Linked DNA regions of Homo sapiens: region 1 is linked to region 2. A link is a contact called in ENCODE Hi-C or POLR2A ChIA-PET data. All regions are on one chromosome and are shown on one strand. Each heading gives the region's core, a stretch centred on a gene start or an enhancer-like site at or near the end of the contact. The rest is flanking DNA. Distances are from core to core; before and after follow the strand shown.

Region 1 (3,665 bases), core at 436-2,935, 37 kb after region 2:
CTTTTCCTAGCTTCACTTGGCTTATTTTATTGTTATTTCACTAATTCCTTAAGACAAGTACTTAGTTCTGTGACTTTTAATTTTCTTCTCCTATAGCAAGGACATTATAGGTCATAAATTTTCCTTTGAGTCCAGCCATTGCTGGGTCATTAGTTTTCACTTTTATGTTTCTCCTTTTTATTGCCTGTTAACAAATAAACACCACCCTTTTGATTTCTTCCTTGAGCCAAAGATTATCTAGTGCATATTTCTGAAATAGTTTTCTCCTCACCTTTAAGTAATTTATTTTTAATGTTATTAGATTATAATAAAAACTGTTGGCTATAAAACTGCTACTTTAAAAAATCTTTCAAAGCTATCTTATTAACCTGACAAGTGACTGTAATCTGTTTGCTATAAGCATGATCTTCAGTGAATCAGGTGGGAAAACAGCTTTCATTGTTCCCAGGATAGGGCTTCATCGCTAGCAAGTGATAATTGTGGGGCTCAGGCTCAGTCAGGCAAACAAAATGGACAGAGCTAATTTGCTACTGAAGGAATGTGATGTCAGTTGATGGCGACTCCATCTATGTTAGTTCTCAGCCCGAGGACTTGGAGTCATCCTTGACTCCTCTTATTTTCTTACATTTCACTCAGGTAATCCCACTGGTTCTACAGAATCCAGAAATCTACCACACGTCACCACCTCCACTGCCACCACCTAGGTGCAAACCCCATTTTCTCTCACCTGCACATCAGTGGCTCTAACGGGTCTGTCTGCTGTCACACTCACCCCTGCAGTGTTTTCCACATAGCAACAATGTGACCCTGTTAAAAGGTGAGGCAGAGAGTGTTGCTTTTCTGCTAGGAACCCTCTAATGCAGTCATACTTTGCTTAACAAGGATACGTTCTGAGAAATGCATCATTAAGCAATGTATACACATTTATCCAAACATAGAAAAGGTGCATTAAAGATACAGTATAAAAAGTTTAAAAATGGTACACCTGCATAGGGCACTTACTATGAATGCAGCTTGCAGGACTGGAAGTTGTTCTGGGTGAGTCGGTGAGTGAGTGGTGAGTGAATGTGAAGGCCTAGGACATTACTGTACACTACTGCAGACTTTATTAAACACTGTACACTTAGGCCACACAAATTTATAAACATATTTTTCTTTCTGTAATAAAAAAGTAACCTTAGCCAACCAGAGGAGGAGGAGGAAGAGGGCTGTGCTGCCTGGTGTCCGCAGCTGAGAGACTGGATTGGGGTGCCCCTTTGGGAGCTCTCTGAAATCCCCAAGGGACACTTTGAAGGGAGCTATTTATCCATAATCAAGGAGCTGTGGTTAATGCCATCCTTATTTGGGTACTGAAAGGAAGTGTGACCTTCTTTAGCGGTTATAGGCTTTTAGGGCAAGAATCATTTATGCTACAGTAAGTTTTGCAAAATGTTCTTGCCCAAATTCATCTTTAGGAATGAGTGGTTTGATTTTAGTGCATCAAGGTAAGCCCTTCTTTGTTTGAGAGGGAAAAATAACAAAATTACATTTTCCTCGTAGCCAGAAGCATTTCTGACTGTGCTTACAATAACATCATCTGATGAATGCAAATGTGTGGGTCTGTCTTAGTTGTGCCCTTTGTAAACTAACCAATGGTGAAGGCTTTGTTCCAGCTGACCACATGAAATAGGAGGAGGCTTTCTCTCCCTCTCCACTGAGTTGGAGGGCAGCCACTCTCTATTTCCATTGGAAGAGCATGTCACCCGATATTGCACAGACTGGGATGAACACAAGAGGCCTTTATCTTGGTTACTGGATCACAGTCCTGTGCAATTTTCATTACCTGATTGGCTGCAAGAGAAGGGAAGAGTTTCCCAAGGAAGCTACAGATATGAGAGCACTCCCAGGAATTCAAAGACCTCTTAGTTAGGGGCACTGGCCGTCCCTATTGTGAGCAAAGACCAATGCCATTTTTTACCTAACAAAGCTCACACTAGTGTATGGGTGCTGTGTGGGGAGTGGCATGTGTATGTGTATGTGATACTCCCAGGATCTATATAGTTTATCCTCTTTTTATACTTCAAAAATATTTTGGAAAGGAACTTCTCTACAATGTGCCTCGGGCTGCTTCCTGTTCCCATTTCCCTGCATAAACACAGGGTTGCTTCTGTGAATAAAACAAAAACCACCTCAGAAAGCAAAGTCTAACAGGCACAGGAACCTCAGTCCATGTGCCAGCTGCCTGCCTCCCATCAGGAGGGAAGGATATATACCCCATATATATTGAGCATTTATGGTGAACCAGACACTTTGCATGTTACTTACCTTAAACTTTGAGTCTTATGATCTCTTCTATAGGGTGCACTACTGAGATAGGTTATCTGAAACTGCAGAGCCCCTTCCTTAGCCCAAGCTTCCACCCACTTCTTGCCTGGATTTTTGCAATGGCTTTCCAGGTGATCTCCCCACTCCAAAATCTTTTCACAAGACAGCCAAGACAAAGTTTTCAAAGTACATGTCTGGTCAGGTGACACATATATACTCTTCACTCCCACCCCCACTGCTAAAAAGCCTCTCATGTTATCCAGTGCTTTTAGCACAAAGACCAGATCCCCTACAGTAGCCAGAGCAGCCCTGTGTGATTTGATCCCTTCTCTGTCTTCAGCTTCATGTGGTCCTGCTTTTTCTCAACTCGCTGAGCTCCAAACACACATTGCTGTGCCATGCTCCTGTCTGGCACAAGACCTTCCCATGAACTATTACTTCTGCCTGGGGAACCACGCACAGGCCCACTTCTCTACCCCATCCCAGCCTTCCTCAACCCTGTGCATCCTTAAGCTCACAGTTGCCATGTCACTTCCTTGTCATGCCTTGGAGTCCTGGCTATGCTACCTTTGCAGCACTTTTCACAATTTTTAATGAACGTTTGATTATCTTCTGACTTTCCTAGTAGACTGGGACTTTTGTCTTTCTCACCAATTGTATTTTGAGCATTTAGCACAGTGCCTTATGATTGCATATGAATTAATAAATGAATGCTTGAATGAATGACAAGCTGGGATTTAAATATGGTCTGTGCTCATCTCATTGCCACACACTCATCTCCTAAACACTGGCGTTCTTTCTTTAAAGCCATTGGTTAAAATTTCTCCCTCGGCCAGGCGCAGTGGCTCATGCCTGTAATCCCAGCACTTTGGGAGGCTGAGGCAGGTGGATCATGAGGTCAGGAGATCAAGACCAGCCTGGCCAACACGGTGAAACCCCGTCTCTACTAAAAAAATACAAAAATTAGCCAGGCACGGTGGCAGGCGCCTGTAATCCCAGCTACTCAGGAGGCTGAGGCAGGAGAATTGCTTGAACCTGGGAGGCAGAAGTTGCAGTGAGCTGAGATCGCGCCACTGCACTCCAGCCTGGGTGACAGAGCAAGACTCCATCTCAGAAACAAACAAACAAAATTCCTCCCTTGATTAATCTCTTTCCTTAGTTGATGCTAATAAACACATAGAGTCACTTTTATCTCTTTCAACTGCCTAAAAAAAGGTTGCTGATACCAAAACGTTTGCCTTGGATATTTCTCTTGTTAGGAACTTATGTCAACTTTGAATAAAGAAATGCTTTTTCTTTAGCCCCTACTCTTACCCCACACCCCATTTTCCTTCTCTCCCAACCCTCATGGGCTGAGAATG
Region 2 (4,009 bases), core at 570-3,069:
TTATGTCACATAAATTAATAATTTTCCTGATTTTATAGGTAAGGACTTCATGTCTATAGATCTCTGTGGACCTTTCTTATTACCTTTTAACACTCATTATTGTGAAAGGAAGGTCTAAAAAATGCCAACTTTTTGTTTTTGTTTTGTCAATTGCCTCTTTACTTTTTTAAGATTAGATAATTCTTTATGTTGAAAAGGACTTTTGAAGCTGTTGATTATTTTGGATAAAATGCATTGAATACATACTCAATTAGGTTGATTTTGCTTGTAAGGTCAAGATTATTTTCATTTATTATTGTTTTAGCTTCCCTTCCTCACTAGTACTAATAAGATAGATCCTGGGCTCTCTTTTCCATATTAGCTATTTCTAATCTTTTATTTATATTTTTATTCTGTTTCTGTTATAATTTTTCTAATTTATTCTTTCATTAGGGCTGGGCATGGTGGTTCATGCCTATAATCCCAGTACTTTGGGAGGCCAAGGTGAGAAGATTGCTTGAGGCTTGGAATTTGAGACCAGCCTAGGTAACATAGCAAGGCCCTGCCTCTACGAAAAAAAATAAATAAATAAAAATAGCCAAGTGAGGTGGTATGTGCCTGTATTTCCAGCTACTCTGGAGGCTGAGGCAGAAGGATCACTTAAGCCCAGGAGTTTGAGGATACAGTGAGCTATGATCATGCCACTGCACTCCAGCCTAGGCAATAGAGTAAGACTTGTCTCTAAAAAAATTTTTTTTAAATCCTATTATTAATATACTTTTTCTACAGTGTTATATTTGTTAATTTTCTACACCAAAAATGGCTGCCAATGTGCACTACATTTTAAGTCTTATAAAGTCACTTTTAATAATAAGACACTAATTTAGCTAGTTGTATTTTTAATAAGCCTTGTTCCTAGTTAGTAGGATAATTTCAGTAATATCTTACTGAAAACACTAGGCAAATAGTTTCCCAAAACATTTTTATTTTATACAAAAAAAATCTGCTTCAGAAGGAGAAAAAAATCTACATTTTACTCCAGAATATTCTCCCCTTTTTCTCCTTCTCTTGAATTAAAGCTTATTTTCATAGGCCTGTGTTAATTCTTTTCTCTTTGGGCATCTTTTTAGATGAGTTATATTCAGGCCAGGGCTGGAGACATGAATGTAATTCACCCAGTTCCAGTTTGGAAAGGGAGAGGACAGTAGATTTTTTTATTCACTGAATGACCAGGCTCCATATTGTAAGACCTATATTTATACATTTGACTTACTTTGAAGATTCTTGGACTCTGTTAAAGATGGATGCTTCGAAGAAAGACTCTCCATGAAGCACCTAATCCATTAAATGCCCACAAATCGAATGGTAAGTTCTGTCCTTGAGTAGAAATTAAAATACCTTGAGTGACTAGAGCTAGAAATCCACCATATACCGCAGTGAGAAATTATGAAAAAGCTCAATGCTGACTGCCATCTCTCAAGAGGCTAGATGTCAGTTCTGACCCATTGTTAAGGACATTACTTCATTTTCTTCAGAATCTTGAGAACGCACAAATCTTGCTTATATATAACAAGGATGCGGTGGGGTAGTATAGTGTCTAAATTCTTGGGTCAAATGTGAAAAAGATGTGATTCCCTTGGAAGCAATGTATGACCACTTATTCATGCTCCTAGAAATATGAAAAACAGGCAGAAAGGATTGAAAACAAAAGTGGAATCATTTCCAGGCAGAGACTGAGCCAAGAAAGGGGCCCAGGTCCTCTCCTTTACCCAGAGTACCCTTCAGCTTTGGCATCCCGTCCCTTGAATCACAGTCATTGTCTGGCTCTAATGCAAACACTGGCTCCATTGTGATTCTGCAGGGGCACAGCCCCACATGCACTGCTTTCTACCCGCCTGGGGCTTCTTGAGCTTATCCCATTGAGCTGTGACTCAGGCAGTCAGCCAGAAGAGCCTCTATGTAGGGTGGTGCCTGGGGATCTGTGCTGATTGCACAACGGCTGCCAGGTAAATCCCTTTGCCATCCCATGGGAAATGTCAAATCAGGGGCAAAGTATGGGTGCTCTGTGTTTGAATCCAAGGATTTGGGTCAGAACAGATGGTAGTGGGAACTTTCATTCTTACCATCTGCCTCTGAGGATACTTGGATGGACCTCAGACTGCCTGGAAACTTCTAGAAAAATTCTAGGTTCCACAAGTCAAGTGTCAGAGGAATTCTCATGAAGTCTAGGGGATGGGGCAGAACAGTCTGAAATACATGAGGTTCACAGGTGGCTTCGTGCAATACTTCTCAGGCTTCCTGTATGTTAGACTTATCTACGGAGCCTATAAACATGCAGATCCCTGAGACACATTCCCTGGGATTCTAATTCATAGGTCCTGGAGTTGGGATTAGTAATCCACATTTTTATGAGCATTCCAAACTGATTCTAATGCAACAAGGTCATATAACAAACTCCACTTAGAAAAACACTGATTTATGAAGGTGTTGGCAAAGTAAGCACTTAAATCAATCTGTTATGGTAAGTATCTGGACCAAGAATGGGTTCCTCAGGAATTATAGGAGGATGACTATCAGCAACTTCCCCTGTTTGAGCACTGCCTTGTGCCTAAGCAGACTTCCTCAGCAACCAGGCTTCTGACAGCCTTTAATCATATGCATTCCTGTAGTTAGGTGAAGCTATCCTAGAGGTCAAGGATGGTAGCAAGTAAAGGGAGGAAACCTTCTTTCTGTTGGGGCCAGACTGATGAGCTCAGTGGGGAAATCCCAGTGATGGAGAGTGAAATAGAGCATTTCCATATCAACCAGTATGTCTGGCCACACCCCTCTAAGGGATACTACCACACGGGCAGCCCCCCATTTCCAGGTGGCCATATTGAGTACCATAAGAAGGTGCTTCCCTAACCACAACTGATTAGAGACCAAGGGTGGGTTGAACCCAAGGCAGCCAATTATCAATTATAGGATGTGAAGTGGCATGAAAAGACATTAATTAGGCCAATCAGATTACCACTGTTGGGAACCGGGAAATGTGGAGAATCCAAGCCAGTCATCAGCAGGTCAGATGTATCAAAAAGTCGTGTCATAACAAAAGAGGCTGGGGAAGCCATAGTGAAGTATGTATGCAGAGAGGATTCTGGTCAGCTGGAAGAAGAAAGTGGAGCAGATGCGCAGAGAGAAATAGAAAGTTAAGAAATTTTGAGAAATAAGAAAGATGGACTGGGCATGGTGGCTCGTTCCTGTAATATCAGCACTTTGGGAGACCGACACAGGAGGATCACTTGAGCCAAGGAGTTCAATACCAGTCTGGGCAACATAGTGAGACTTTGTCTCTACAAAAAAAATAAAAATAAAATTAGCCATGTATGGTGGCATGCACCTATGGTCCCAGCTACTTGGGAGGCTGAGGTGAGAGGACTGCTTCAGCTCGGGAAGTCGAGGCCGCAGTGAGTCGAGATCACACCATTACACTCTAGCCTGGGCAACAGAGGGAGACCTTGTCTCTTAACCGAAAAAAAATAAATAAATAAAAGAAAGAAAGAAAGAAAAGAAAGAAACCTGGTTAATAGCATCAGGTAAAAGCAGGTTATAAATGCTCTCTGGCTCAAGGAACACGTAGCCTTAATTTGAGCAAGCTTAAGAGGGCAATGAAATACCTGTCAACAATGAAATGGAAGCAATATTTAATGAGCCTTTATTGTATGCAAGGTACTTGAGGAGCATTTCATGTATTCTCTATCATTTTTGCTCACAATAGCACTAAAAATATGCATTATAGTGCCGCCTGCTGTACTTTATCATCTACTTTTCCTTACTGTAGAGGTAAGAAAAATTAATGGACTGTCTAGCACCTGTCCAAATGATAGTCACTTGTCACATGTGGCTATTAAGCACTTAAAATGTAGCTAGTGCAAATTGAGATGTGCTGTAAGTGTGTAACACACCAAATTTTGAAATAGAGTACAAAAATAAAAAAGAATGTAAAATATCTCATTAATGATTTTCAGTTGGTAACATGTTGAAATGATAT

Evidence for each region. Hi-C counts contacts between places; a loop is a spot of excess contacts on that map. ChIA-PET counts read pairs that join two places held with the same protein, here RNA polymerase II (POLR2A). Pooled maps may share reads with other maps.
Region 1: a map of dorsolateral prefrontal cortex shows a loop between it and region 2 (6-fold over the local background). The contact joins two enhancer-like sites. A Hi-C loop is called at or near these places in 3 of 168 maps with a recorded cell type or tissue (Calu3, HepG2 and dorsolateral prefrontal cortex), 12 of 37 single-sample maps with no recorded cell type and 6 of 50 pooled maps. POLR2A ChIA-PET finds 5 or more read pairs at or near these places in 5 of 52 experiments (A673, HEK293, MCF 10A and 2 more).

What each region holds. Positions count from the first base shown.
Region 1 is chr11:13,133,791-13,137,455 of GRCh38, forward strand. No RefSeq gene overlaps it. Among named protein-coding and RNA genes, the nearest start is that of RASSF10, 130 kb to the left of the region's middle. Within about 2 kb of position 1,686, at least 3 of the 41 ENCODE cell types and tissues checked have a DNase peak (open chromatin) inside an H3K27ac peak, as active enhancers do.
Region 2 is chr11:13,096,377-13,100,385 of GRCh38, forward strand. No RefSeq gene overlaps it. Among named protein-coding and RNA genes, the nearest start is that of RASSF10, 89 kb to the left of the region's middle. Within about 2 kb of position 1,820, at least 2 of the 41 ENCODE cell types and tissues checked have a DNase peak (open chromatin) inside an H3K27ac peak, as active enhancers do.